Regions from separate parts of the Homo sapiens genome. Here region 2 is linked to region 1. A link is an interaction called in ENCODE POLR2A ChIA-PET data of the cell type or tissue named here. Cell type or tissue: K562. All regions are shown on one strand. Links, peaks and the distances in the headings refer to the core of each region. The heading gives the core; the rest is flanking DNA.

Region 1 (7,361 bases), core at 2,362-7,361:
AGGCGGCGGCTCCGGCTGGAGGCTGGGACGGCCTCGCGCTTCGAGGGCTTCCGGGCCCCTTTAGCCGAGGGCTCCTGGAGGGTCCCAGCGTTGAGCAACGGGGTCCGGGGGTCCGAAATCAAGCGAGTGAGTATAGGCAGCCGGTGGGGTAGGGTCGGCCAACAGAGCCGGCTGGGTGGGGCCCCTCACCTCTTCCCGTCGCCCTTCTGGTTGACCAGGGTTTCCTCCACCCTGACGGCCTCTTCTCTGCTGTGGCAAGCTGGCCGCCCCTGCCTGCCTGCAGGTCCTGCTCAGGCACGAAGGGGTTAATGGGGGCTGGAAGGGCTCTGCTCCTCCCTACAAACCTCAGGCACAGAGGTCTGGGGACCTCTGGACCGATCCTTGAGCGGCTGACCCAGAGTCTCCAGGAGGCCCCAGGGTTTTTCACTTTCACTTCTCCCTCCTCAATGTTGGCCTCACCCACAGGCCCCACATCTGGCCAGTGCCCTGAGGTGTGTGCAGATGTACACAGGACACAAGCTTGGGCATACCCTCAGGCTGGGGCACATGCAGGAGCCCCACCCCCATGCCCCCACCGACTGGCCCAGGCCTCTCTGGGTGCAGACTGCCAACACAGGCACGTCTCCTGCAACACTACCAAATCTGCGGCCACCAGCATCCCTACCACCCGCCTCCACGGGACTGTCCTTCCTGCAGGAGCAGCTCCTGGGGACAATGGCTGGTCCTGCTCAGAGAGGAAGGAAAGGGGCCTGGAACCAGCTGGTCCATCCCCACACAGCACTCCTCACTGGACTTGTCCCTGGGTCCCCTCAGTGACACTGAGAGACATAAGTCATTGTCACTGTCATGGCCCAGAATGACTACTCAGGGCAAGAAAAATGCACTAAGGACAGCTTCCCTTTTCTGACATGGCCCACAAAGCTCCAGCTGCAGGCGGCAGGGGTTGTGGGGGGCAGGACATGAGGCACCCCATACAGGCAGCAACACACACCACATCCCAGACAGGCAGCACTATTCGTATACTCACCCACTGCGGCCCTGGACTCACATGCGTTCCTGAACCTCAGGCCCAGGGCCAGCCTCCCCACTGGCGCCCAGCCCCCCAGCCCGTTACTGGGCCTTCCCAGTTCCCAGCCAGCATCCTCTCCAGCCCAGGGTCTGAGGTCCTGAGATCCTAAAAACCCTGGGAGAGGTTGCCTGCCTCCCACTCCCATCCTGAGCATGCACAAGCGAAGGCTGCAATGAGGTTGTATACAGAGAGGCCTTGCAAACAGTGGCCCTGACCACCAGCACCAGGGAGGCTCCAGCAAGGCACAGAGGCTCCAGCAAGGCACAGAGGCACAGAGCTGAGGTTGACACCCAGCTGGAGAGGCCCTGTACAGGAAAGCCATGGGTGCGCTGAACTGGTTAGAGGAGACCCTGGAGACAGTAGGTGGGGAAACGCACAGGCCAAGTCAGGCCTTGGCGTCTGGGATGCCTGGGCCTAGAAACCAGGCAGAGCGGCGGGCCTCGGCCTCACTCTGCCCAGCCTGGTCGGGCCATAGAGCTTCTCCCGGCAGGCAGGCTGGCTGCTGGGTGCCGGGGGGCAGCATACGACCCAGTGGCCTGAAGTTCTCCAACATGTCCTCGTGTCCTCGGCTCCCTCGGCTGGCCAGGCTCCGCCCCCGGCCCTCCCTGCGCCCGGCCGGTGCGCAGGGAGGTCGGAGGAGCGGGCACTGCCCACCCTCCGGATGTATAAGCGTCCTGGCCAGAGGCGGGCGGTGCGCGCAAGTGCGCGTGACGCTCGGGCTCGCGGGCTGCGCAGCCTGGGCAGCGTCCCTCTGCTGGGGTCTCCAGCGACGATAGTGAGCCAACTTCAGGGGGCTGTTGGGCATTTACTGGGCTGGGTCCTGTCCTGCTGCGCCAAGGAACAGAGGACGCTGCGGCCCTGGGGCTCCTGTCAGTGGCCGGTGCGAGAGCCCAAGCTGCCCTCTCCTCACCCAGGTGCAGGGGCAGCCAGGGAGGAGGTGGAGGCGGGAGGGGCCAAGGGCAGGGGCAGGGCTGGGCTCCGGCAGCCACTCGCTGCTTCATGGGTGCCCTGCCACCTCGGGCTAGGGCTGGGTGCTGCTGGCATAGACACCTCTCCTCGGGGGGCTGTAGAAGCTGACGGTGGCTTCGCTGCACAGAGAAAGGCCGTGCCTTGGCAGGAGCAACGGGATGTTCAAGGGGCGTTGGTCATGGAGGTCCCTGGGAATGGAGGAAGGGGGCAGGGAGCTTGGAAAGCAAGAGGGCCCTGCACTTCCAGGGTGCTCCACCCGTCTGGGCCCCTCGGCTGCTACCAGCCCCAAGTGGGGGGCCCATGACGCCATAATCCTCTGGGCCAGGGGCCCCTGGCAGTGAGTGGCACCACAGGCCCCCGCCCCCGGACTCCGTGGGCTGGGCTGGGCTGGGCGCGGTGCGGCTGGGCACACGCAGTCGGAGGCGGCGCCGGCCAGGCCGCCGGGCGCCTATGGACGCGCGGAGCCCGCTGTCTCCCCGAGCCAGTGCGTTCAGCATCGCCTCTCTGGTTGCAGCGGAGGCGGCGGAGCGCACCGCCCACCAGGGCTCAGGGTCCTCCGACCGGGTGAAGCTTCGCTGGCTGCCAGGATCCCCGGCAGGGATGCACTTCAGCACCGTCACCAGGGACATGGAAGGTGAGCCTCCAGGCCGTGTCTACACTGGCCCGCCCGCCAGACCCCCTGCCTCAGCTGCTGTGGGGCCCGGGTGCAAAGTAGGTGGAGGCAGCTCTTGGTAGCGTGGGCTCCAGGCTTCTGGCTGCGATTCTGGGGCAGAGAGGAAGAGCCGGCATCCCGCCCACAGCCTGTCCCCTCACCAGCCTGGGGGCCCAGCTTGGAGATGGGCACTCAGGTATACACAGGCCCGGAAGAGGGCGAGTGAGGCTGGGAAGGAGAGCAGAGGTGGCCGTGAGCCTGGAGAGGGGGGAGGAAAGTTAATAAGAGAGGAGAGAGCGGGAGAGTTTCACAGAAGGAGAGAAAGCCTCGAGGAAGCCGTGGAGACGAAATTGAGCAAAGGGGAGAAAACACAAAAAACCCAAAGAAGAAGGTAGGGGAGAAACAGAAGGACACGAAAAGGCAATAAAAAGCAAGAGCGAAAGAGAAGAGAGAAAACGAAGGGAAAATTTAAGACAGAAAGCGAAGTCATAAAAAAGAAAAAAAGGAAAGACTTTAGTTTTTTTTTTTTTAAAAAGAAAAACATAAAAAACAAAGGACATACAAAAATAAGAGGAAAGGCACCGACTAAAAGAAAGACAAAGAATGATTAAAAATAAAGTGAAAAGGAAGGCGAGGATGGAGGAAAAGGGGAAGAGGCGGAAAGTAAAACAGAAATAAAGAGAAACTACAGAGATAGGGGAAGAAAAAAGATGATCGGGAGGGAAAATTTAAATGAGGACGACAAAGGTAAAATAACAAATTAGGAAAAGAACGTCTGGGAGAGAGAGAGGAGAAACGCACGCGGGCGGGCGGCAGAGCGAGGGCCGGCCGACGGGCCCGGCGCACCGGTGAGCCGGTCCGGGCGGTCGGGGGGCCCCGGGCCGAGCGAGCCGCGGCGGGCGGGCTGGGGGCCGGGGAGGGGGAAGGGGCGGGGGAGGGGCGAGGGCCGGGGGAGGGATCTAGTCCATTGTCTCCGCGCGGGGGTGGGGGGGCCCCGGGCGGGGCGGGGCGGGGCGCCTCCTCGGGGCCGGCCTGCGGTGTGGGGCTGCACGGCCCGGGGCGCACGCAGCGCGGCGCCCGCCACTCGGCCCGCGGCGCGGGGCAGCGCTCAGCTTGGTGGCGGGGGCGGCGGCGGCGGCCCGCGGGTCATGATCTCCGCCGTGTCCAGCCCGTGGCTCACGCAGCTCTCGCATTTCTGCGACGTTGCAGCCTTCACGGCCAGCAGCCTGAGCAGCCTGGGGGCCGCGGGGGGCTTCCCGGGCGCCGCGTCGCCCGGCGCCGACCCGTACGGCCCGCGCGAGCCCCCGCCGCCGCCGCCGCGCTACGACCCGTGCGCCGCCGCCGCCCCCGGCGCCCCGGGCCCGCCGCCGCCGCCGCACGCCTACCCGTTTGCGCCGGCCGCCGGGGCCGCCACCAGCGCCGCCGCCGAGCCCGAGGGCCCCGGGGCCAGCTGCGCGGCCGCAGCCAAGGCGCCGGTGAAGAAGAACGCGAAGGTGGCCGGTGTGAGCGTGCAGCTAGAGATGAAGGCGCTGTGGGACGAGTTCAACCAGCTGGGCACCGAGATGATCGTCACCAAGGCCGGCAGGTCAGGGCGCCCCTCCCCACGCCGCGACCCTCCCCACGTGCTGCCGCCAGGGCTGCGGGCCTCCGCCTGATCCGCGCGAGCGGGGCCGAAAGCCGGGTCGGGGGCGCGGCCTGGCCACCTGCGGGCCCCTCTGGGCCCCGCTGCCTCCTTCGCTGTTCGCCGTCCCGGCTCCGGCGACAGCCGCCCGGCGCTCCCCTCCTAACACCTATCCTCCGCCGGGGCGGGAGGAGACGGCGCGGGCCGCACGGGAACGGCGAGGAGCCCCGCGGGACTCGCCCGCCCGCCCCGCAGCCCCAGGACGCCGCGCGGCCCAGAAACCGGCCCGGCTTGGGGCGCACCCGGCTGGGGGCAGGCAGCGGCGTCCAGGGGGCCTCACCGCCCGGCCGACTCCTAGTAAATCCCACCTCAAGAAAACTCTGGTTCAGTTCTGGAGTTCAGTCTATGCGGGCAAGATAAAGAGCGGCAGCCGGGCAACTCTCTGGACACTTTCAGGAGAGGATTACCCTTAAAAACAGCGTGCACTGTTGCGTGGAAGTTGCTACCCAGTTTCCTTCAACCTAGATCCCTATAGTTGTGGGGCCTGGCTCTGTATCCAGCGGCCCGTCACCTCCCAACCGGCCTGTATTTGTTTTAAAGACCAAGAGACAAGGGGAACAAGTTTTGCAGATGCACCCGATTTGACCGGTAGACAAAGGCGGGTGCCGCGCTGTGTCTAATGTACACACCAGCTCGGAGTCCGAACAGCCAAGGGGAGCTCAGGGCCTGTTTGCAAAGCCTTCTCGTGGTTTCTGTTTCCCTGCTGCCGGCGTCCTTTCTGAGGAACCTGGGCCTGTGCTCTGCTCCAGCTCTGTGGTTTTTTTCCAGGCCCTCCTTGCTGTCCCCAGGCACACAGGCCCTCCTGAGGACAGCGGCAGCCCAGCCGCTGGCTCAGGCCAGCCCGGCAAGGGCCTTGTCGGCGCTGGGCTTCACCCGGGAGCCCACGTCCCGCAGCACCCTCCAGCCTGCAGAGGCTTCGGGTGGGGGAGGGAGCGGGCCTGTCCTAGAGGCTGGCTCCTGGCATCTGTCTTCTGCCCACCGCCTGCAGGGAGTTGCTTGTGAGGGGAGGCAGAGGGGACGGCAAGTGAGGGCCAATCCTTGTGTTGTCCTGAAGGGCCCCACGGCCACTACTGCTGTGCCATCATGTGGGGGTAGCCCATGGCCTACACCCGTCCAGGCACTGCAGAATGTCCTTTCAAGAGCCCTGACTGGTCACTGAGCCAGGGTCCAAAGCGGGGGAGATTTGAGGAACAGGAAAGACACAAACTGAGTACACTCTGGGTAGCTGCGTCTTGGGGTTATGTGTCTTAAGGGGAGTGGAAGCTTGCCCTGTGCCCTGAGGAAGGTGGGGAGACTCTTATCATGGGGCCATGATAGAGAGGGGCCCTGAGAGTCAGGGGAGGGAGGGCTCTGAGCCTTGGCCTCACTGAGGGGATTGGGTAACAGCCGAAGACCCAGCTAAAAGGGCAGCGGGGACGCCTTGAACTCACACAGGACTACCCGGTTTCACTTTGTTGGAGCCGGGAGCTGCTTCGATCAAGCTGGGGAGGCTCTGCTAAGGGCGCACGTTAGGCACCCTGCTGCCGGCCGAAGCTGGGACCAAGAGGCCAAAAAGTCAGCAAGGGCGAGGCCGAGTTTATGTAGGCCAAGGTTGCCGAAGGTGGGGGCTCCAGCGCTGGGCTGGCCATTTCTGTGTCCAGGAACGGCCCAGGAGGCTCCCCTGCTGCGCCAAGCTCCCAGTTGAGTAGGGGCCTGCCCAGATTAGAGCAGCTAAGCCAGGAAAGATGGAGCCCAAGGGCTGGGACGACACAGCAGCCCCCAGAGGCTGGAGGGAGGGGCCGAGCAGAGGGGCCGCCAGCCCCAGGCAGGTCAAGGGGGGCTGCCTTCCACCAGCTAGGGTGACCCAAGGCCTCATCACCCCCAGGCGGATGTTTCCCACCTTCCAAGTGAAGCTCTTCGGCATGGATCCCATGGCCGACTATATGCTGCTCATGGACTTCGTGCCGGTGGACGATAAGCGCTACCGGTGAGCGAGTGGTTGTAAGCGTGAGGGACCGGGAGGGCACCCTGGAAAGTGGCGGGTCTCCGCCTGGTGACCCAACTCCAAGGGTCGTCTGCACCATGAAACTCTTTAGGCACCTGCGATGCTGCCCGATCAACCCGCTCCCTCCTCCACTCCCATCTGACCCCAGACCCACAACCCTACTCCATGCCCTCTCAGAACCCGCCTCTGGAGCCGCAGGCTGCAGACAGCTCTTGCTCCCCTGGGCTGGTGTGGCCCTAGGGTGGTCAGCCAAGTACTCAGCCCCGGACTTCTTCAAGTCTCCCTCTCCCAGGAGGCCGGCCTGAGCGCCTAGTCCCCTTCCCCCATCCCCAGGGAACTCTGGATCCTGGAGCTGGGCCGGAAAGGTGGGGTGGCCAGGAGAGATTATGCAGGGCGGGCCTCAGCTGCCCGGACAATTAACAGCAATTAATAAAGAGAACGCGCACTGCCCTGTGCCTGAGGCCCGGCAAGGCCAAGTGTGGGCTCCCACCGCAGCGGCACCGGGGCGGGAGGACCCGCATCCAGCGAAATGAGATGGCAGGAGCCCAGCCTCCCCCTCTCGGTGCCCCACAGGGTGTCCAGTTCCTTGATTGTTTTGAGTGTTGGGGTGGGTGGGAGTTCTCTGTTTAGTCCATAGTCCCCCTTGGAAAAGCTCCCAGCACATGCGGCAGCAGAGGGTTCAATCTCACAGGTGGGGAAACTTCTCAAAGGCACTTTTAGGGTTCGCCCAGCACACGGGTCAAGGCCCTCTGGGTTCACCTCCACATGCACGACCCCACCCCGTGCCGCTCCAGGTACGCCTTCCACAGCTCCTCCTGGCTGGTGGCGGGGAAGGCCGACCCTGCCACGCCAGGCCGCGTGCACTACCACCCGGACTCGCCTGCCAAGGGCGCGCAGTGGATGAAGCAAATCGTGTCCTTCGACAAGCTCAAGCTGACCAACAACCTACTGGACGACAACGGCCACGTGAGCGACTGCCTCCCCAGGCTCCGGTGTCCCCCAAGGC
Region 2 (16,560 bases), core at 5,426-10,425, 53 kb after region 1:
TCCCGACGTTACCGTGCAGGCTGAGCAGGAGGCTGGTTCACTGGCCCCTGACAGAGCCCACCGATTCTCTCTCCTTCCTGGTGTAGGCTTTACATACGAACCAGTGTGAGTGATCTCAGGCATAGCCATGGTTCTAAGACTCGCCCAGGAGCACCTAGGGATTTGCCACCCACTTGAGAAATGAATGTGATGTGCGTCCTCTGAGGGCAGCTCCGGGAAACCTGGCTCCCCCACCTGGACGCCCCGGTGTCCCCTGTGCATCGAGGCTGCATTCCAGGTCCCCTGAACACAGGCCAGGGCCCCCCTACACCTGGGCTGGGAGATGTGCCATGCCGGCTTGTGGGGTGTAGGCTCGCTGGTCACACATCTCCTGAACAGCCAGGTCAGGGGATGGCCGAGGCCACAAGCAGCAGACTGCCAGGTGGTTCTGCTGGAATCCAGGTCCGCCTGCACCCTCTGCCCTCGCTCTGGGAACTGGGGAGGCTCAGCCAGCACTGAACTTCCCCAGGTACAAGCGAGAGCAGCTCACTGGCCCCTGACAGAGCCCACTGATTCTATCTCCTCTGTCTGCTTCTCCTTCCTGGTGCATGTTTTACATAGGAACCACTTGGAATGAGCTACCGATAACACAGCAATAATATCAATGCACAGCCACCTTGGACAGAGCCTGGCATACATGGGGCATCACCCACTTTACACACAAGGAGTCCAAGCCCCTGAGGCTGGGGGCTCTGAGTAGGCAGAACTCATACCAGTTGGTCCAGCGGTCTCTGGCCCCTCTATTCTCCTGAGCCAGGCAGAGGGATCGTGTCTTAGGGGCCTGTGCCTCTGTGGGTGAGAAGCTTGCTGCCCTCACTAACCCACACAGAATAGGCCCGGGACCCCAAGTCTGAATCCCAGATCTGCCACAGGCATGCTATGGGTGTGCTGAGGTCACCTCCGGGCAGGGCAGAGAGCTGGGCCCACAGCCCGGTCCTTCCAGCTACAGAGACCTGCTGAGGCGCCCACCTCCAGTACGCGGACCAGGGCCACGGCGCTTCTTGTGCAGGCTGCTCTTGCCAGGGGCCCCCACAGCAGCTCAGCCTCTGCCAGCAGGGCTTCTGCTCCACTCAGCACCAGGAGCTTAGCCTCTGACAGCAGGGCTTCTGCTCCACTCAGCACCAGGAGCTCAGCCTCCAACACAGGGCTTCAGCCCCACTCAGCCCCAGGGATGGCTCACAGATCTAGGCCCCACACAAACGCATGCACACACACATGCATGGGTAACATGTACACACCTGCACACACAAATAGAGCCTCCTGCCCATCAAGCCCAGAAACCAGGGGCCTCAGGGGGAGCCAACCATCTGACGAAAGGGGCCCCCGGGGAACAAACAGAGCAACATAATGAAGAGGGCAAAAAAGAACTCAGTAATGGGAGAGGTGATTACAGTCAGGAACCAAGAGGCTCAGTGATGGTGAGACCAGGCCTGCGAGCTCTGGGGAAGGTTGTCAAGCCTGAACTCCAAAGCCGGCCAAAATGGTAAGCAGGAGGGTAAAACAGAGGTCTCTGTGGACACCAAGGATTCCTTGCGGAAAAACCGCTCAAGGAGAAGCTCTAGCCACATGGAAATATAGGAACATTGATGTCCAAAAACCAAGACGAGGTGCCACTGAGCCTGGCACAGAAGAACGTGGAGAACCCAGGAGAAGCTGGGGCGGGCTTAGCCGTTCTTTGTCTTCTGCAAGTAACAGCAACTCCGGGACAGGGTTCCTCCTCTTAGGATCAGCATGGCCACTGAGTGAAGAGCTAGAGGCACCAGGGCGGCCTGCAAGGACCAGAGTTATAGCCCATGTGCCACCTCTGTGATCCCAGCTAAGGGAGCAGTGGCAAGCTGTCATTGGGTGTTGCCACCATTGTCCCTTTGCTGTTTTCAGGAAGGGTCTGTGAGAGCCACCGTCAGGGCTGTGGGGAGGGTCTGGGAGGGTGTAGACCACACTGCCTGGCTCACTCCCCACATTTCCAAATGATACGGGAGAGGGGCAGGGAAGTGCTAGGAAGGGAAGTCACCTGGCAAGGGCTCCACCCCCGGGCCTGTCCCTATAGACCTAGGTGAGGACAGGCACTCCTGCCTTCGCACCCAAATGCTGCATTTCCCAAGACCACCCTGGCTCACCACACCCCCATTCTGTGCCTTTAAAAACCCCCAAGACCATAGCAAGCAGAGACACAAGTGGCTGGACGTTGAGAGGACGTTGAGGGGAGCACGGTGGTGGAAGAGCACACCGACAGAGGCTGGCATGCTGGCAGGCCATCAACCAGCGAGCGGAATGAGGTGGAATCTGGCCGGGCAGTTGGAGGAGAGCCCAGGCCACCCAGCAGCCCAACTCCAGGGGAAAACCATCTCCCTTCTGGCTCCCTCATCTGCTGAGAGCTACTTCCACTCAATAAAACCTTGCACTCATTCTCCAAGCCCATGTGTGATCCAATTCTTCCAGTACACCAAGGCAAGAACCCCAGGATACTGAAAGCCTTCTGTCCTTGCAATAAGGCAAGGGTCTAATTGAGCTGACTAATACAAGCCACCTATGGACAGCTAAACTAAAAGAGCACCCTGTAACACACACTCACTGGGGCTTCAGCTGTAAACATTCACCCCTAGACACTGCTGTGGGGTCAAAGCCTCACAGCCTGCCTGTCTGTATGCTCCCCTAGAAGTTTGAGCAGTGGGACACCGAGGAAGCGAAACACACCTCCATTGCACGCCCCGGGAGGGGATAAGGGAACTTTTCCCATTTCACAACCTGTTTTCCCCATATTAAATTGAGAAGTTTTGTTTTGTTTTAAAGTCAGAGTCTCACTCTGTCACCCAGGCTGGTGCCATCACAGCTCACTGCAGCCTTGAACTCCTGAGCTCAAGTAACCCTCCCACCTCAGCCTCCCCAGTAGCTGGGACTACAGGTGTGCGGCCACCAGGCCCAGCTAACTTTTTGCAGAGATGGAGTCTCACTGTGTTGCCCAGGCTGGTCTCGAACTCCTGGGTTCCTCCTGCTTTGGCCTCCTGAGTAGCTGGGACTATGATTTCCTACTTTTTGCACTCCTCTGTGCCAGATTTCTTAAAATAAGATCTGTTCTTCTTGTCGCTATATCAGGAAGATGGGCTAGTTCCAGCAGTTAATGGGGTGGGGAGGTAGGGGACTTAAGCCAGGGGCAGGAGGAGCCGCCCTGAGCACACCTGTGCCTCTGTGGGGTGGGGAGGGCTGCGGAGGAGGCAGGCACTGGCTACACAGCCTACACGGCCATACACAGTCCCCAACCAAGGAAGGCCTGTCTCAATTTGGGCTCCAAAAGACCCCTCTGGGGACAGTGAGGGGACATCAAGGGCAAAGGACTTGAGCAGGCCAGTGAGGGCAGGGGCAAAAGATGGGGGGAGGAGGGGTGCGGTGAGGGCAGAACCCAGGGCAGCCCTGATGCCCCACTCTGGGCGCTGCAGGAGGGAGCGGGGGTGGCGGCGCCTTGAACCACATCCTGGGTGCAGGGGAGTGGTGAGCCCTGGGCCTGAGCACCAGAGGTACACACCACGTCTACCTGGGCTGGGTCCTCAGCCCGGGGCTGCCCCTGCCTGCGCCTGTACTTGGAGCCTCCTACAGACACCCATGAGCTTTCCGCCTGGCACCTGACTGCAACTTTTGTTTCCAGAAGGAAAAATGTTAGGTTTGGGCAAGTGTGGCCACCCAGCCGGCCGAGTGGGGTGGGAGTGCGGCTCCCTGGGCGTTGTCTGGGTGCAGGCCAGTGAGGCTTTCTCCCGCCCAGTCTGACAGATTCCAGGTGGGAATGTGGAAAGCAACTGTTTTCCCAGGATGTGAGAGGTCCCCAGACAGGCTGCCCCGGGAAAAGACAGATGCTGCCCCACAGGGAGAGCTGAAAGCTAGGAGGAGGGTTAGACAGCCTTGAGCACAGGGGACGTGTGGCAGGGGGCAGCGCAGGCTGACCGAGTGCTGGCTGGCGGCCTGGGGGTGGCCGAGACCAGCGCATGGAGCACAGCAGGCCAAGGGAAGAGCTGACTCAAACTCCTGCAGCATTCCTGTGGGTCTGTAGACCTTGGGTCCCGGGGGAGGAAGCACGCCCCTCTTTCTCACATAAATACAACTTGTAACAGGTTTTTGGCAGATTGGCAAGAAAAGTGTATGTAGCTCCTAATTGGTTATTTAAATGCAATGAACAAATAAATGCCTGTTCCTATCTCATTATTTCTGTACTGGATCTGCCTGAAGACAGAACGACTCTCCTTGGGCAGGGGCCAAGCCCAACTGTGCGTGGGGGCCGTCCTGCCCAGTACCAGCCCCAAAGACTGCCCGGGCACAGCGAATGGGGAGGACTCGGCAGTGGGCATGGACAGTAGCCCCCACGTGTGCGCCCCCTATTCCATGGTATGTCCTCCCCATGCCCCGCCCTCGGGCCACCATGCCCCACTCACCAGGTGGGACAGTCGCCACTCAAAGGCTCTTCTCTGATTTCCCTTCAGCTCCCCCAAGAGCTGAGCCTCCAGCCACACCCTCCTCCACTATGACACCCTCCCCGCACATCTTGGGCACCCCTCCCTTGGCAGACCCTGCCTCCTGTGCCACTGGGGGTGTGGATACCACTGTCCAGCTGGGCCAGTCCTGTGTTACCAACACCTCTGGTCATTCTGGCCTAAGCTCCACCTAACAGTGGCCTCCCTGCTTGGTGATCCCCCCACCCCCTGGGTGTTCCCTAGCTCACCTTTCCCCTGAGGACTGTGATCACCACCTTGTGCCTGCACCCACCCATCCCAGCCCTGGTTGTGTGCCCTGAGATACCACCCTCCCTGCTGCCCTGGGTCAGCCCTCCCCAGGCCTCCAACTTCACCAGGGACTTGGTCTCTCTCCCACCGCCTCCTGCCAGCTGCCCCGGAGCGTTCCTCCCACTTGGGTCTAAGGTCCTCAGGGCCTGAGCAGTCTCTCCCCTGCCGTTCCTGCCGGCCTCGGGCCTCCATGCTTGGCCATCCCACGCCACTGTCCTCCATGTGCAGAACTATGCTGGGTGCCCAGGCCTCCAAAACACCGGCCCCTCCCCCAACGCCTCCTGATTCTCCCACTGCCCTGGGAGGATGGCTCATCAGCAAGGCCACCCCAAGGGGACAGGCCCAGGCCTAGCCGGCTGTGCATCAGCCCCGGCTGCTGAAGCTGCCGGCAGGTGGGCGGCTCCATGGAGTCCTGTGGGTAGGCGCAGGCGCCTCCTAATCAAATGCAGAGGATGAGCACAACTGTTTGGAGAACATGGGGCCTCAGGCAGGCTGGCTCTCACCTCGTCGCTGCCCCTCCCTGGCACGGCAAGCGTCCAGCGTGGCTGGCCCCCGGCCAGGATGCTGCTCCGGCAGAAGCCCACACTCTCCAAGCACACGGAGTCCACGACAGCGCTCCTGCCCTCCGCGAGGTCCCACAGGCACAGCTTCAGGTCCCGGCCCTGACTGCCAGACAAAGAGGAGACAGGCCTGAGACTCCCCTTGACAAGTGTCAGCTCCCATGGCCCCTGCAGCGGAAGGAAGGCAAGGCCATGTTTCCAGAGAGTGGGTGCCGTGAGCTTGGATCATCGCAGGTCGGGAGCCTCAGCTGAGGAAGGGCCTCACCGCTCTGGCATTGACACTTGAGCCAGCACCAAAGTGCCCGAGGCCAGGACATGCAGTGGATCAAGGCTGTGGACTGATGGCTGTCCAGCGTGGCCCCGGGGTGGGGGACACCAACCCTGCAGTGCTGCACAGCACAGAGAGCAAACTTCACTGTGTGCACCCTAAAACCAGCAAACTCCCAGGGTGCCAGGATCCCAGGAAGGACTGCAGACTGTGACAAGGGGGAGAACAGAGGGGAGCCAACCTGAGGCATTTTGGGGTAGTGCTCATGACTAGATGCTTATGAGGTTAAAGACAAAAATAACTGTGCAGAAACTGTTCCAGTGGGTGAATTAGTTTCTCAGAGGGGTGCAGGTTACAGTTCTGAATCCTCTCCACGCGTACACCTGGTAGAACAGATGAGGAAACCAGTGGTGGCTCATGGGCCCGGGGTCTCACCACAGGGAGATGTGACGAAGAGGCACAGGGGAGACATGGGCTGGCGGAGTCGAATTAGAATTGTAAAGTCAATATGAACAACGAGTGTTTGGGCAGATGCACAGACAGAAATGAGTACAGACGGGTGTGTAAGCACAGGTCAGCGGGCACCCAGGCGTCTCCCGGTGCTGTCCACTGAGAACACCTAGAAGCAATGACCACACCTAACCCAAGTCTTGGTTTCTTATGCTGTTCTCCAAAAACAGGAACCAGGGCTCTGGAGAAATGGCTGAGTCTAGGGTGGAGTGGAGGAAAACCAAGAGGAGTCTCAAGCATCCTGTAGTGCCAGGCAGTGAGAAATGCTTCAAAAATAAAATAAGGCTGGGTGCAGTGGCTCAACGCCTGTACTCAGCACTGTGGGAGGCCGAGGCAGGTGGATAACCTGAGAGGTCAGGAGTTCAAGACCAGCCTGGCCAACATGGTGAAACCCCGTCTCTACTAAAAACACAAAAAAATCAGCTGGGTGTGGTGGCACGTGCCTGTAATCCCAGCTACTTGGGAGGCTGAGGCATGAGAATTGTTTGAACCCGGGAGGCAGAGGTTGTGGTGAGCCAAGATTGCACCACTGCACTCCAGCCTGGGTGACAAAGCAAGACTCTGTCTCAATAAATAAATAAAAATAAAATAAAGACTGGGTGCGGTGGCTCACACCTATAATCCCAGCACTTTGGGAGGCCAAGGCAGGAGGATTGCTTGAGCCCAGGAATTCCAGATCAGCCTGGGCAAAATAGTGAGACCCCTGTTTCTACAAAAGACACAAAAATTGGCCAGGCATGGTGGTGCGTGCCTGTAGTCCCGGCTACTCAGGAGGCTTAGGTGGGAGGATTGCTTGAGCCTGGGAGGTGGAAGCTGCAGTGAGCCATGATCGAGTGACTGTGCTCCAGGAGACCCTGTCTCAAAAAATAAAATAAAAATAAAAAAGGATCGGGGATGTCAGAAGGACACGGACTCTGAAGCTGGAACAATCTGAGAAATCAAATAAATCATGGTGGTATTAGATTTTAGCCCAAAGAAAGAAGTAAATCTGCATGAGCCCATCCTCATGAGTGAATGTGTATTATGTATCAGAAAGAAGGAATAAACCTTCCTTCCAGCTTCCTATATTCCAATTAAAGTAGAAATCTGCCATGGCTGGGAGGGATGAGGGAAACGAGAATACCCCAGTAATAACAGGTGCAGGCAGAGTCCACAGATGGATGCTAAAATCAGCGGCAAAAGGGTAAGGGTCTCAACATGTTGCCCAGGCTGGTCTCAAACTCCTCGGCTTAAACGATCCTCCCGTCTCGGCCTCCTGAGTAGCTGTGACTACACTCCCCAGATGTTAGTAATTACTGCAGTGGTTTTAACACAGGGCCACACATCCTTGGCTCTCCTCTCCCCAGGAGGTGAAGCTTCCTTTTCTCTTTGCATGTGGACTGCAGCTAGTAAGCAAAAGCTATACCTTGACAGTGGAGTCAGGCAGACACTTCCTGCCCCAGTGACCAGGGTTGTCCCCGGCAAGCCATGGGCCATCAGGGACCCATGTGTTCAGCATGGACTCCGGGATGACAGGATGAGAAACCTCACTTCTGTGGGTTTCTTCCCAAAACCCATCACCCCAGTCTTAACCTGAGAAAATATCAGACAAACCCAACCTGAGGGGCGTTCTACAAAACATCTGGGCGGTAACTCTTCAAAAGTGTCAGCTAGGTGCAGTGGATCATACCTAGAAGGTGGAGGTGGGAGGACTGCTCGAGCCCAGGAGTTCAAGACCAGTCTGGGTAACATAGTGAGACTCCATCTCTACAAAAAATGTTTTTTAAATTAGTCAAGCTTGGTGGCGTGCACCTGCAGTTCCAGCTACTCAGGGGGCTGAGGTAGGAGAATTGCTTGAGCCTGGGAGATTGAGGCTGCTGTGAGCTGTGATCACACCACTGCACTCCAGCCTTGGTGACAAAGCAAGACCCTGCCTCAAAAAAAAAAAAAAGACCAAAATGTTGAGGTCACGAAAATAAGTGATCACACACCAAAAGGGACTAAGGAGACGTGACAGCTCAGAGGATCCCGGAGCAGAAATGTCACTGGTGGACAAACAGAAGAAATTGAAACAAAGTCTGGGTGCCAGTTATTATCATGCACCATGCTCTGCCAGGAGGGCCGTGCGGTGTGCGGTGTGCAGTTGCGGTTGTGGTGCCCACGCCACAGAGAATTCAGCACCACAAAGGCCGATCTGGGCAACTCGGTCCCGTCCAAATCTCCACTGGGGTTTTGGAGAACCTGCCAAACTGATGTCAAAATGTACCTGGACATTTGGAGCACAAAGACGTGCACAGCCCCCGTGGCTCTGCTAGGCGGCAAGGCTCAACATGACACTGCAGGGAGGCCGAGATGGGGGTGTCCTCAGCATGGGGAGGGGCCAGGGCCAAGGGAGGGGAGGTGTGGCTGCACACCACGCTCATATGGAGGGCACCCATGTAAGCCCTGCGGGGAGTGGAGGACTGACTTGTTTTTCCAGGAACTTTAACATTTTTTTTCTTTGAGACAATATCTTGATTTGTTGCCCAGGGTGGAGTGCAGTGGGGTGATCACAGCTCACTGCAGCCTCAAACTCCTCCCTCAGATGATCCTCCCACTTCAGCCTCCCAAGTAGCTGGGACTACCAGCATGTGCCACCACACCCAGCTAATTTTTGTATTTTTTGTAGAGACGAGATTTCACCATGTTTCCCAGGTTGGTCTCGAACTCTGGGCCCAAGCACACCTCAGCCTCCCTAAGTGCTGGGATTACAGGAGTGAGCCACTGTGCCCAGCTTAACTTTTTATTTTGAATCAGTTTTGAACTCACAGGACAGTTGTGAGAACGGCACGAAGACCCCGTATGCCTCCTGCTGCAGTGGCCTGCTTCTCCCGGCCCCTCCTAGCCCTGTGCACACAGGTGAGCCTCTCACCAAGAACTCCACCTTGTCAACACCGCATCCTGACCAAGGGTGAGCCCCGACAGCCCACAGCCATCCTGGGGCGTCGTGGCCTGTGTGGGGCCTCGCGGGGCCCCGGCTGCCTCTGCCCCCTGCATGGCCCCTTCTCTCTCCCTGTCTCTGCCTCTCTCTCATGTCTTTGCACTCCTTCCTTCCCTGGGGACGAGGCCCAGGCCCATATTCCTCAGATGACACCAGTCGTCACGCTGCGAGGCACACGATGTGACCTGCCCACCATCAGGGGTGTCAACCCTGATCGCCTGGTCAGGACCCATAGTTTTCAAAGGCTCATCATCCCTAATTCTGATCATTTATTTTAGTGCTCAAATTGGCCCAGGCTAATGGGAGTCCCTGCAGGCTGGCTCAGAATCCTCTGACGTGGCCATCTGCGAGATGTCCAGACCTAGAATCTGCCATCTCCCGGGGAACCCTCACTCAGCTTAGGACACACAGGCATTTAGAAGCCAGGACCTGGGTGTCCACCTGCTCACTGCCAGAGTGTGCCCCAGCCACCAGGCCCCTCCGCACACGGGCTAGGGAACACACACATGCCTCACATGCATGCACACAACACACAATCACACACACCACACACCTCATACACACCTCACATACATACACACCACACAGGCACCTCACACATACACAACTTACATACACAAACCTCACACACACAACACACAGGTTCTTTCTCACCTTCCCCCTTCTCGTGTCTGTAACTCTCCTCTCTGGGCAGGGACAACCCTGGCCTCTGTTATCCTGGAGATGTTCACTGACATGCCCAACAAGCGAGCCTGCCACCTGCCCTCACCAACCTCCTGGCCTCCCAGGCTGCCGCTGCCACACCACCCCCCCAACCCTGCTTCTTTGACTGCCTGGCACCCCCTTCCCACCCCATCCAAGGGGCACTGAGGTGGGGGAAGGCGGGACCGCTGGGTACCCACATGGAAACCCAGGGCCTTCACTGCACACCGTAGTGAATTCCAGCTGAACCATGGATCTACAAGGGACAACAGTAAAGTTCCTGGGAGACATGGAGAGAGGTCTCTCGGACCTCGGTGCAGGAACTCCCGGCAAGACACAAAGGCACTCTCCATAAGGGGAAAGCCTGGCAGACTTGAATCAACTCCATTAAAATGAGTAACTTTGTTCATTAAAGACACCATTAGGGGCCAGGCACAGTGGCTCATGCCTGTAATCCCAGCACTTTGGGACGCCAAGGTGGGCAGATTATGAAGTCAGGAGATCATCCTGGCCAACATGGTGAAACCCCATCTCTAGTAAAAATACAAAAATTGGCTGGACGTAACGGCACATGCCTCTTATCCCAGCTACTCGGGAGGCTGAGGCAGGAGAATCACTTGAACCAGGGAGTCGGAGGTTGCAGTGAGCCAAGATCATGCCACTGCACTCCAGCCTGGCAACAGAGCAAGACTTTGTCTCAAAAAAAGAAAAAAAAACGTAAGAAAAAGAAAACAGCGACAGCTGACTGCAGCTACATGCAACACACGGAGCTCACGGAGATAAAGTTGAGTGAGAGAAGTCACACACAGATGCTGCTCCTTATGTCTCCACGCTTCCAAAGAAAAAAGCAGACAAAATAGTCTATGCTTTTCAGAGACATACATTCATAAATATAGCAAAAATGAGGCGTGAGGGGCTACCTCCTGGGGCATGAGGGGCTATCTCCAGGGAGAGCAGGTGGCAGCAGCTCAGGGATTCAGAGGCTCGGGGGCCCTGCGCTCTACTTCTTGACTGGAAGGTGGTTGCTCAGGTGCTCACTCAGCCGTAATACAATGCTCTGAACACTTGTCTTGCACTCTTCTGTGAGTACATTATACTTCACAAGAAAAAAGATTAAAAAACACCCTGCCGAGGTGGCTGTCGAAGGCACAGGTGTGTCCTTGGCATGCGGGAGGCTGAGGGCGTCCTCCCACCTCCCATCAACATGAAAGCCATCACTTCCTTCAAGGGCCACTTGGAGAGACTTGGCTTCCAAACACAGCTGAGCACAGGCCGGGTGGCGGCCCACAGGCTCTAGTACAGTGCAGACGCACCTGGCACTCCACACCTGCAGTTTCTGTCCACAGACCCCCTGACCCGTGGCTGGCTCTGCCTGGGAAGCAGCCACTACAGCACCATCCCAGCAGGAAGGGGAGGTGCCCTCGAACGTCAGCTCCCAGACCGCCCACCAGGCCTGGCACAGCTCCTGTCTGCAGGACAGCCTGATACCACAAGGCACCTACGCAAGGGACCACCAAGGGCTACATTGTGGCTGAAAACTCAGGAGGACACTTACAAACAGCAGCTCCTGATGCACATGGCCTGGTGGGGTTCTAGAAATGAAGTCTACTCTGACAATCAAAGACCAAACCCACTCTGAGGCCCCCTGCACCAGTGGTGAGGGATCTGGGTCGGCTTGGCCAGGATGCAGGCATGACCACACGGGGCTCTGCAAGCACACAGGCTCAGGGCCTCTGCTCTTCAGGACAACCCTGGTGCCTTCGTCACCTGCAGCCATCTCCCAGGTGGTAGGCACCGCGTGAGTCTAGCACAGACATGTTTTGCAGACTGGTGGGGGCCAGACAGGCCTCATTCTCCAGGGACTATACTCCACAGTGCCATGAACCAGGCACCGAGTCCAGAGCAGGAGAACAGGCCTGTCCTTCTGGAGTTCTGGGCTGTGATGGTGATGGCACGGAGTTCCCTGAATATGACGCAAGGCAAATCCCAGGACAGCAGCAGGCCCGTGCTCAGGATTCCTGGGCTGGTGGCAGCGATCCCCACACAGGGGCAGATGTCACTCTGATCAAGGACAATAGCCTGCTCCAGCATCCAGGCAGCCCAAAGGAGGACTTGTTGTCAGCCCCCTGCAGGCCTTCCCTGTCCCACCATGCCCTGTCCCTCCCACTCCCCATGGGAAACAGAGAAGCCCCTCACGCACCTGCCCCTGTCTGCTGCTTCCTGGCCTACCTCCGGCCTGGTGTCTCAGCCCCATCACCTCCACAAGACCACGGGGGCGATGTCAGAACCCAGCCCTGGGCTAACCCTCGGGGGCTGCCCCTCCCTGCTCTGCTGCCAGCTGCCCAGCACCCAGCCCCACTGTCCTTCACCACACTCAGAGGCAGGCCCTCCAGGGCCGCAGCACGTGGGGTCTCCCCCACCAGGACTGCCAGGCCCTCTTATTCCTCCGCCACCTCCTGCTTACCCAGCAGCTGCACCAGCGTGTGAAGCAGGGCCCTGTGAGCTGGGTAACCTCAGGATGAGGCTCTGCCACCCATGCAGGAGGATGGTGCGACAGCCACAGGAGGCCAAGTTGTAGAGGGGCTGTGGTGACTGGGACCTGGGCCCATGGGATAGAGGCAGAAGCTCATCTGAGGAGGGGCCTGGGCTCAATGCGGACCCCTGGCCAGGGCGAGCTCTGCTGAAGGCACAGGCTGACACTGCAATGGGGACACAGCCATCGCCATACGTTCACTAGGCTCTTCCCAGCAGGCACCTGGCCAGACAGCACAGCAGTCACGGAGGGTAGGGTCACACTGTCTCGGGATGGGCTAAGGCCTCATGAACCATGGGGGCACCCAGAAACCTGCCCTTGTGCTAAGCACAGGCTAGAACAGTGGGGTCTGAATACCAATGGGGACAGGCCACCTCTGTGGACCCTTCCTGCTGGGGTACAGTCTGGACAAGTAATCCCCAAGTGATGCGTAGGGTACAGAACACACACGTGAGCTCGGGGCCCTGAGGGAGGAGACTGCAGGGGTAGAAACCACAGGAGACACTGCAGGGGGGACCAGGTGGGGAGATGGCCCTCACTACCACGCCCACTTCAGAAACGCAGAAGCACACTGCTGTGGGACAGCACTATACACCCAAGCCCTGCGCCCCGCCCCTGGCCACTCAGCCACCATCTTGCCAGCCACATAGCCGTATGTGGCACAACATCAGGGGCTGGGTCCTCTTGGGAAGAGTCAGGTGCATTGTCATAACCTAGTGAAGGGACACACACGGCCAGGGCTCAGCTGCCGGAACACCCAGCTCCTAGGGCCTCCACCGGCACCGTGTGTGACCTGCCATGCTCATGGCACACGGCCCAGGCAGGATGGGCAGTGGGCAGGGAGGCCCTCCTTGGGACCACTGCCTGCATCCCTGAGCCTGTACTTCATCCCATTCCCCTCCTCTCAGCAAATGCCCTCACCCCTGCCCAGTTTCCCAAGCCACGACCCAGTGCCCTTGTGAAGGCCCTCCCACCAACTTGCGCCTGGGCTCACCTCAGATGTCACCAGCCCTGGAGCTCTGGCCTCCTCACCTGGCACCTCCTGGCTCCAGCTTGGAGCATGAAGGGTCCAGTGGAGATGGTGGAGATGCAGAGGCAGACCTGCCTGCCTCCCTGTGACAAGGGGCTGGACCTGCACACCCTGCCCTTGCTGCGGACCCTTTGCTGGCCCCTTCTGGTTCCCCCACCCCATTCTGCCCCTCAGTGGGGGACACCAGAGCCTCCATCAGAGAGTTCCTGACTCCCCCGAAGGCCATACCTGGCTCCTGCACCTTGGAGACCCACCTGAGGAGCTGGCGCCCCTGGGGCAGCGTCTGCAGCCAGGTCACACACTGGCCGCCGTGGCCATCCAGGGTGGTAACCGCTCTCCGCGTCTGCAGGCTCCAGATGTGTACCAGGCCACTCTGAGACCTGTTTCAGACAAGCCGAGCAGGGTGTCAGGGGGCAGAAGGGTGTGCTGAATGCTCTGGGGCCAGCCTGGAGGCCACATTGTGGGATGCGGGCATCTAGGCTGGTTGAGCTGAAAAGCCAACAGCTCTAAATATGAACTAAGGGCCAAACTGGCAAAGCACTCCTTGCTCCTCTTCCAGAGAGGGGACCGGGGGACCCTCAGGAGCCTCTAGGGGTAACTCAGGCAGATCTGCTTCTCTGGAGGTAGGGGGAGCCATGCCACAGTAATGCACGCTGGGTGGTCGTGCCTGCTCCTGCGTCTGTAACAAAGAGTGTGTGTGTGTGTCCCTGCCTCCCCCAAGGGACAGTGTGTCTGCTGGTGGGTGCTGAAAGCTCAGCAAGCCTGGGTGGCGAGCAGTCCATGCCCCTTGGCCAGCACCCTCAAACAAGCGCTGGGCTCCTTGCTAGCTCACGACCTCCTGACTTGGCCCTGGGTGGCCTGGGGCTGGGGCCACAGCTACTCACCCTGAGAAGAGGAGCGGGCGCCCCTGAGCCTGGGCTCCTTCGCAGAAGTGCAGCGCATGCACCGGTGACTGGGTGCCTCGGAGGACAAACTGGGGGTCTGGAGGTGGCGGCGGGCAGGGGGCCGTCATGCTGGGCAGGATGCAGTTACCTGGGCACCAAGGGAGGGCGTGTGAGTGACTGCGTCCCTATTCTCACCCTCTAGGAAGGCTGCTCAGGCACAGGGGTGCTTGAGATGTTGCCCCTGCTCATTGTCTCTGGCCCTGTGCCCCTCCTGGGAGAGAGGTGCCACTGCTCCCCAGACACTGATGAACGGCCTGTGGCTACAGAGGCACCAGTTCCCTGCACGGCGGTGAGCCCAGCAGAGAGCACAGAGCTCACCCTTCCCCCACTGCTGGGGGAACTGGGAGCCCCATGGATGCCAGCCCTCCTCGCACCGTGCCTGTTGGCCTCTGCACCTGACTGGTGCACCCGCTTGGGCCCCACCTGAGCCATCCCTGAGTGGGCACAGCGGCATCCAACACTTCCTCGGCCACTCTGGCCTCCAGGGCTTCCTGTCCACCACTGGCTGTGCCCTCTGGCTCCCCAGATCCCAGGGGCCACACCAGTGCTTTCCCACTCTGGCCATCTGCATGCCGGGACTGCCGGTCCTGCCACTGGGCTTGGCTGAGTCCCGCCCTCTGTCCAGGGCTCACTCCAGTGTCTCTCTTGGGAGCCACCCTCCCTCCCTGCTGGCAAATCCAGTCTCCCTTCTTCTCTCCTCCCTGCTGCCACCTCTGCCCATGGCCAGCTCAGGGATCAGGGGAAAAGAGGCACACAGGGTCCCGGGGGGCTGCTAGGAGGAGCCTTCCTCTCACATCTGCTGGGCCCCAGGCCTGCCCCGCCACAATTTCTAACCGCTATCACCACCCTATAAGGCGGCAGCACCCTTTTCACTCTTGGGGAAACCGAGGCAGAGAATAGTCACTGAGCTGCACCAGGCCCCTGGCGCTGAGGCCTGAAGTACTCTAGGGCCTCATGGCACCACTGAAGGGCAGAGTGGCTGGGGCAGAGTCGCCGTGCGGCTCCTTAGGAGAGCTGCGGTCACAGATGAGCAGCTGTTCCCCAGACCACTGGGCCTGTGGGGGAAGACTGCCGGGCCACCACCCACCCAGAGAGGCTTCCCGGGTCCGTGCCGAGCCCTTCCAACCACTCAGACCCACAGGGCCTCGCACTCCACCTCAGCCCCACAGCTGGCTGCTCTGTGGGGTGGCCCTGGAGCCAGAAGCGACCAGCTCCATGTCTGTCTGCCTGCAGACCCTGAGCTGGGCTAAGGGCTCAGAGGGAAAGGCCAGGAGCAGACCACTGGGTGGCTGGGGCAGCCTGTCACAGGGGGCCTTTCCCACTGGGCTCTGGGACAGTGGGGCAGGCCCCGGCCCAGCCACCTGCAGCCTGCACACAAGGCAGGGAGGATGGCCCACGGCAGCCACAGCCAGCAGAGGGACTGGGGCCAGTAAAGGACCAGGGCAGGGGAGATGGGAAGGACTCTTCAGAAGGGGCTGGGTGGTAGGCGGATGGGGGTGCAGGTTCAGAGGCAGGAGTGCTGTGGATGTCTGGAGGCAGCTGTCCAGGGTGCCCCTTCAGCAGCACTGCCACCGCCAAGCCCTGCCTCTCCCCTTCTGAATACACGCCAGCCCTCTCCTTACTCTATTCAGAGCTGGGGCAAAGGTTCAAAACACCTGAGAAATGCCCCTGCCAAGGTGTCCTGCAGAGTGGAGGGTGGACAGCAGCCAGTGCCCAAGCGGGCGGCATGGGGGAGGGCAGGAGGCCTGGGAGGGGCCGGGCAGTGACTCCAGGGCGCAGGTCCACCCTGCCTGGCGAGAGACCTCGGGCAGCCACTCTACCTCCCAACCCTGCCTCTCTCAAGGGGTTCCGAAGACAATGCGGAGTTCCCTGGGATATCCTTTACTAACTGCCAAGTCCCATTTTTCCTTTTCTTTTTTGAGGGGGATGAGAGAGGTTTCGTCCTCTCTCACCTTTGGCTGAAAGCCAACTGATCATGCCCAAACTTAAGGGTGGCTTCCAGGGGAGGCAGAGGGACCAGACCCCACACTGCTCCCAAGACCCACGGCCCCTGCTCCAGCCTGTGATGGGGAAGACTCCAAGACTCCTGAAGACGCAGCCAGGCCGGGGGCTGGAACAGCTGCCCTCAGCGGGCTGGCTTGGAGGACAGTTCTCAGAAGCCACTGCCTGTTTGTGCTATGCCTGCCAGGTAAGAAAGGCAAGCTAGCCAGGGGGACAGGAAGGCAGGGCCCAGCTCCAAGAGGAGCCAA

Evidence for each region. Peaks named below come from ENCODE experiments on the same cell type or tissue, not always from the same donor. Only the 100,000 strongest peaks of a DNase experiment are listed, where the experiment ranks them.
Region 2: POLR2A ChIA-PET joins it to region 1 with 5 read pairs; 2 of 35 experiments call an interaction of 5 or more read pairs at or near these places.

The regions. Positions count from the first base shown.
Region 1 is chr22:19,757,006-19,764,366 of GRCh38, forward strand. It overlaps TBX1 (T-box transcription factor 1), which reads left to right and starts at 3,773. Exons shown (of 7, transcript NM_001379200.1): 1 at 3,773-4,275; 2 at 6,236-6,337; 3 at 7,150-7,321. The coding sequence starts at 3,839. RefSeq lists enhancers at 93-971, 197-256, 557-636, 4,828-5,527, 5,687-6,629 and 1 more. In K562, for the core only: CTCF peaks have their summits at 3,320 and 3,776; DNase peaks (open chromatin) are centred at 3,646, 4,149, 4,977, 5,236 and 2 weaker places; H3K4me3 peaks cover 2,845 bases; H3K27me3 peaks cover 678 bases.
Region 2 is chr22:19,806,977-19,823,536 of GRCh38, forward strand. GNB1L (G protein subunit beta 1 like) reads right to left here. Exons shown (of 8, transcript NM_053004.3): 3 at 14,252-14,399; 4 at 13,622-13,747; 5 at 5,309-5,471. The coding sequence starts at 14,379. Among named protein-coding and RNA genes, the nearest start is that of GNB1L, 40 kb to the right of the region's middle. RefSeq lists a silencer at 4,589-4,764 and an enhancer at 16,446-16,560. In K562, for the core only: a CTCF peak has its summit at 8,606; a DNase peak (open chromatin) is centred at 8,505.